2 separate regions of the Mus musculus genome follow, and region 2 is linked to region 1. Evidence: chromatin loops called from intact Hi-C (ENCODE). Cell type or tissue: left cerebral cortex. All regions are shown on one strand. Links, peaks and the distances in the headings refer to the core of each region. The heading gives the core; the rest is flanking DNA.

What was found. Hi-C counts contacts between places; a loop is a spot of excess contacts. Peaks named below come from ENCODE experiments on the same cell type or tissue, not always from the same donor. Only the 100,000 strongest peaks of a DNase experiment are listed, where the experiment ranks them.
Region 2: it touches region 1 in a loop (2.2-fold over the local background); 7 of 42 quality-filtered maps call a loop at or near these places.

Annotation. Positions count from the first base shown.
Region 1 is chr14:19,040,946-19,043,855 of GRCm38, reverse strand. It overlaps Gm41099, which reads right to left and starts at 1,640. Exons shown (of 3, transcript XM_011244853.1): 1 at 1,367-1,640. The coding sequence starts at 1,389. In left cerebral cortex, for the core only: a CTCF peak has its summit at 1,660 (motif pointing right); DNase peaks (open chromatin) are centred at 1,236 and 1,677; H3K4me3 peaks cover 1,005 bases.
Region 2 is chr14:18,505,125-18,508,034 of GRCm38, reverse strand. The region is part of intron 1 of Gm32587 (a long non-coding RNA gene); the gene reads right to left. Among named protein-coding and RNA genes, the nearest start is that of Gm38620, 12 kb to the right of the region's middle. In left cerebral cortex, for the core only: a CTCF peak has its summit at 1,636 (motif pointing right); a DNase peak (open chromatin) is centred at 1,656.

The DNA.
Region 1 (2,910 bases), core at 201-2,700:
TTCTACAGTGTGTGTCCCTCAGATACAATGTTCTACAGTGTGCCTCCCTCAGACACCATGTTCTACAGTGTGCCTCCCTAAGATACCATGTTCTACAGTGTGCCTCCATCAGATACCATGGTCTACAGTATGCCTCCTTCAGATATCATGCTCTACAGTGTGTCTCCCTCAGATAACATGTTCTACAGTGTGCCTCACACAAACCATGCTCTACAGTGTGCCTCAGTCAGATACCATGTTCTACAGTGTACCTCCCTCAGATACCATGTTCTACAATGTGTCTCCCTCAGATACCATTCTCTACAGTGTATCTACCTCAGATACCATGCTCTAACATGTGCCTCCCTCAGATAACATGTTCTACAGTGTGCCTCACAGACACCATGCTCTACAGTGTGCCTCCCTCAGATACCATGTACTACAGTGCGCCAGGCCTTACCACACAGTGCAAGCCACAGACAGGCCGTGCCTGAGGCTTCAGCTTACGCCGGAAGAACTCACTGAGGTTGCGGTAGTGGTGCAGGTCCTCCACTGCAGCCTCAGTCATGTTCACCCCAAAGGTCCAGATATACATGCTGTAGACTGGCCTCCGGAGCCAGTAAAGAAGTTCTACTTCGTAGAGGCGACCATAGGCACGTGACAGCAAACGCGTTGGCACAGTTTTATACAGGGACAACTGTAGGCCACAGTGCAGGAAGCTGAGTTGGTCACAAATTTGAGTACTTTCATACACTCCAAGCCCCCATCCCCACATGAGTGAGAGAGAAAGAAACTCTACAGACGCCAACACGAAAGCCCAAGTGTTCAGGCTGGTTTGTGAGGTGGCTGTTTCTCAAAAGGAATCAGACTGCTCAGCAAATACTCAAAACAAGGGCTGGATATACATGTAACCTGTATCATTTTTGCTATTGCACACAAAGGTCAAAGAGCAGCTGCCTTAATCCCAGAAGTGGAGACTGGGCTGTATAGCCTTGGTTCTTACAAATGGAAGATGAGGACAGAAACAAACCTGGTGCAAGCCTGAAAGACCACCAAGAGGCATGCTGCCCTTGTGCCAGCTCACTGCCCACATTCCAGGCAACTCAAGAAGGCATCAGGCTCCGAAGAGCAAAGGGCAGCCCTACAGTTCTGAGCAACCTCTTCAAAAGGAAGCAAGAATGGTGTTTTCACTCCCAGATCTACATCACTCTGAGGGGGCGGTGCCGCTGCCGCTGCCTGCAGCCGCCGCTGGCCCCGCCCATCACCCACTGCTGCTGTCAGCCCTGTGTTCCCTCTGCTTTTCCCTCTCCGTTCCCGCCCTCCCTCTGCCTCATAGCCTCCCGTAGCTCGCGGGCATCCCCGTGCCCCTGTCATCCCCGTGCCTCACCGTGTCCAGCCATCTGTGGGCATCCTCCCGCCTCACACGCAGTGCACGCTCAGTCCCCGCCTCAGATTTGTGACTCGCGGTCACGCCCCTGCCTCAGTTTCCCCGTGTCACGTATTATAATCTATAAAAATAGTCATAAAATAAAACGTCCCCCTCTGCCCATCGCGGGCATGTCCCCGCCTCATGCTCACTCAGGTGAGACCCCATTCTGGTCTCCCGCATCTCAGCTGTCAGCATCCCCGTCCACCTGTGGGGTCCCGGGAAAAGGCAGGGAACGCCCTACCGCCGCTATAACACCCACAGGCCAGCAGAGGGCGCCCTCTCCTCCCCTCACAGATGGCCGTGAGTTGCCCACCCGCCTGCCTGCCCGCCTGCCCGCCGTGTGTGTGGTTCCCGCAAGTGGGGAACTGCGACTGCCAGGGAAGGACAACATCCACTCGCCAGGCCACCCGGGGACCCCAGAGACTGAAACCGCCCCCCACCCCCGCGGAGAGATCCGCGTCTACAGAGACACGGGCAGGCGGCCGTGATTTTTATATAAAATAAAAAAGTTTTGTGTGCTTTTCATGTGGGAGCTCACTCTGTAGCCCAGGCTGGCCTCGAACTCAGAGATCCACTGCCTCTGCCTTGTCCCAAGTGCTGCTGGGATGAAAGGCATGTGCCACCCCTGCCTGGTGACACTAAAACTCTTAAACCCCAAAAATAAAACCCTAGCATTTTAAATAAAAATACCCAAGAGCACTAACCACTACTCTTAAAAAAAAAACAGCAAAACCCTGACACACCAAAAAAACTCTAAATGTCTGGGGCGGGACTGGAGCGCTCAGAGGTCTTGTCACTCAATTCCCAGAGACCCCACACAGGCTCACACCCTATGCAGCTATAGTGAGCTCACATAGGTGCAAGATAGATGAATAAATCTTATATTTAAAAAAAAAAAAACACATCTGAGACACATGAGAACCCGTCCTGAGGGGGACACGCATGCTCTGGACGCGAGGAGGAGGACTGGGGAGGTCACGGCTCACTGCAAGGAGCACTTGCCCACTCGCACCATGGTCTGATCCCCAGGCCCTACGTGGCAGCAGCTCATGACTGTGGGTAACTCCAGTCCCCAGGCTGTTAGATGCCCTCCTCTGGCCTCTAGGAGACCTGTGTGTGTGCAGTGCACTTTTACATCCGTGCAGGCGAAACCTCAAGGGTGCAGAATGAATCTGTGAACTACAAAATTCCCAGTGAGATGATTTTTAAACATGCCAAGCAAGGGCTCACTTCCTCACTGAGTGTCTGCTTTCTGTTGCTGTTTGTGTTTTGTGGCTACGATAAACAAACACTGAGAACAGTTTCTCAGCCTCACGTGATTCCAGGTCACAGTCAGGCGAGGGAGGGAGGCTGAGTCAGGACTGAAGCAGAGGCCACAGAGAGACACTCTCTCTTCTTTGTTTGCTCCTCCATCCCTGCTCAGGCTGCTCTCTACCATAGACAGTGGGGGGGGGGGGGGGTAGTTCCTGTGGCTGCTGCTGCAGCAGAATGGCAGAGCTTTC
Region 2 (2,910 bases), core at 286-2,785, 540 kb after region 1:
AAAGCCCTTTAAAAGCCCTCCCTGGAATATTGGAGGCTTCCAGAGCTGCTGGGTATGGCTAATTTTGTAACTTCCTCCACAGTAAATCACTACCAACAAAGTCGGCAGGTGAATCACACTGCTTTGTGGCAAGACATAAATGGCTGTAAAGCCTTTCAACCCTGAAATTTCAAAGCGATGCTTTTGCTAGGTCTTGCTTGCCTTTCTCCACCTGCTGTTCATAATATGATGTCATATATTTACAGTGCACTTACAAAACCACAGTCCTTGCTCCTGACCTATGGGGAAGTGCACCCTTCTAGTTTTCTTACGGAAGCCAAATGCTCTAGCTTTGTTTTAGAGTAGAACCTTTGGATTAAAAAAAAAAAGTTTTCTTCTTCTTCTTCTTCTTCTTCTTCTTCTTCTTCTTCTTCTTCTTCTTCTTCTTCTTCTTCTTCTTCTTCTTCTTCTTCTTCTTCTTCTTCTTCTTCTTCTTCATTTTTTTTCCAGACAGGGTTTCTCTGTGTAGTCCTGGCTGTCCTGGAACTCACTCTGTAGACCAGGCTGGCCTCAAACTCAGAAACCCGCCTGCCTCTGCCTCCCAAGTGCTGGGATTAAAGGCATGCACTACCATGTCCGGCCCTAAAGTTCTTGTTTATAATTTTATGTGTATGAGTGTTTTGCCTGAATGTATGTTAAATGTACCATGTGATGCAGCACCTGAGGAGGACAGAAAATGGTGTCACGTGGAACTGAAGATGGTTGTGAGTGCCTGGTTTGGGTATTGGGAAGCAAACTGGGATCCAATGGAAGAGCAAAGTATTCTTAACAGCAAGACTTCTCTCCAGCCCCTAGCGGTCTGATTGGTAATCATCAGAAACTGATCAATATTTTTTATAAAAATGTAGATGATTCATCAAACCAAGCTTGGACCTGCCTCCAGCTGCCTCTCTTGCACATCTGACTTCTGGACCCAGAACCCAGGCACACACTGGGATCACACCCAGTTCTCTGAGTTAGCAGCCTCTGCAGAGTCTACTTGGTGCTTCCGACCAGGTCACCATATGACTTCTGCTCACGAAGCCTTGCCACTCCAGATTCGTCTCTGCCAGTTGCCATTACAGGATACCAAGAGCCAGGGGCTTCCACAGGAAAGCTCCATCCTTCACCATCCTGTAAGTTTCGAGTCCAAGGCACCTAGCTGGTTGGGTTTCCTCATAGCTCACTGACCCTGCCTAGTCTGCCTAGTCTGCCTAGTCCTGGGACTATCTCTTTGTCCTCACCCTTTTTCTCATTAGGACCCCAGTCAGATTGGCCCACCCCACAATGTCATTTTAACTTAATTACTTCTTTAAGTCTTATCCCCAAACACAGCCACCGCCTGTAGTTCTGCAAGCTAGGATGTCTGTGTATAGATTTCAAGACAGATGTGGGCCAGCCTCCAACATCAGCCACCTCACTTAGCCCGGCCCCAGTTCCTCTCAGGAGAGGACAGTTTTTCCTATGGAATTTGCAGAGACGAATGCTTCCTGAAGACCTAAGACTAAATCACTCTCTCCTTAAACTTGAGCAGGTGAACTGGTCTCTGTTGTTGGGTTTGGTTGTGAAGTTCCTCCAGTCCCCAATGCTCATGTGTTAAAGAATCAATCCCCAGAGGGTGGCACTATTGAGCAGTGACTAAATCACAAGAGTCTCAACCACATCCAGGGATTAATCCATTGAGGGGTTCACAGATGAATGGGCTATTTGGACGCAGAGTCTAAAAGAGGAAGTGACTCATCTGAAGATCTTCCTGGAAGATCCTTCCTGTCTGTTTTAAGGAAATGGGCAGCTTTCCTTGGCCACGTCCTCCGACCATGAAATCTCCACTAACACTTGTGGCAGATTCTCCCACCCTTTGGGGATGTAACACGTACATACTGTTTAGAAAAGGAAAAACTTCTCTATGAACATGATCTGCTCCCATCCTTTCCAGGGGCTTATTGCATCCATTTGTTAAGCAGATGGTGGTTGACGATACACACAAAGAGCAAACACATTTAAATTTTCTTTATTAAATCGAGGTAGGAAGATCATCTTGAGATGATTAAATTAAAGACCTTAAATAACTCATTCTGTAGGAAACTTACGGCCAAGCTGCAGGGCTATTTATTCAGTGACAAAAGAAATCACGGAGTCACAGGAAATGGAAGAGTCTAATTTTCCTTAGCAACAAAGACACAAGGATGCCCACAGACAGCCCGCAGTAAGCCACACACTGCCATGAGACTTAAAAGTGTATTCACAGGAGACAGATGTGGTACATCCACTCCAGTAGTGACAAGCGCAACAGGCCCCAAAAACCTGGGCGCTGTCCCGAGGTAAAAAGTTCATGGAAACTTAGTCTCCTGGAATCGTGGCATCCGGTATAACGAATGCTCCAATGTCCTTGCTTTAGTTGGCAAATGGATCTGTGTGCTTTCCCTTAATATTGCTTTATTTTAAGTGCCTCTATTTGACATATAGCTAAGTTAGATCCTAGGCAGTCCTTGATCCGACCCTGGGCATGTATAGCTAAGTCACTGCCCTACACAGAAATTTACCATTATCTAGGAAGAAGGAAGTTTGTGATCTAAGGAGGAACCAGATTAGATATTTAGAACTATAGATAACTGAGTTACACCCATACACAAGTATTTACAATGGCCTAGGGAGAAGGTGGACTATACAATAGACTAGAATAGGATCTATGGCAAGGGCACAAAGCCCTTGTCCCTGGCTTCTAAGATTAAGTGGACCTTAGGTGGGGCTGTTTTTGATCTCAGTTGTTTAACATTGAATTTTATCCCAGTTGGTTACTGCCAGTCCTTCCATGTTGCATTCCTCTGTTTTATGTAAGAATCCAGTAACTTCCCTATTTTCTTCTGTATAAAAAGTTTGATGCTTGATTTG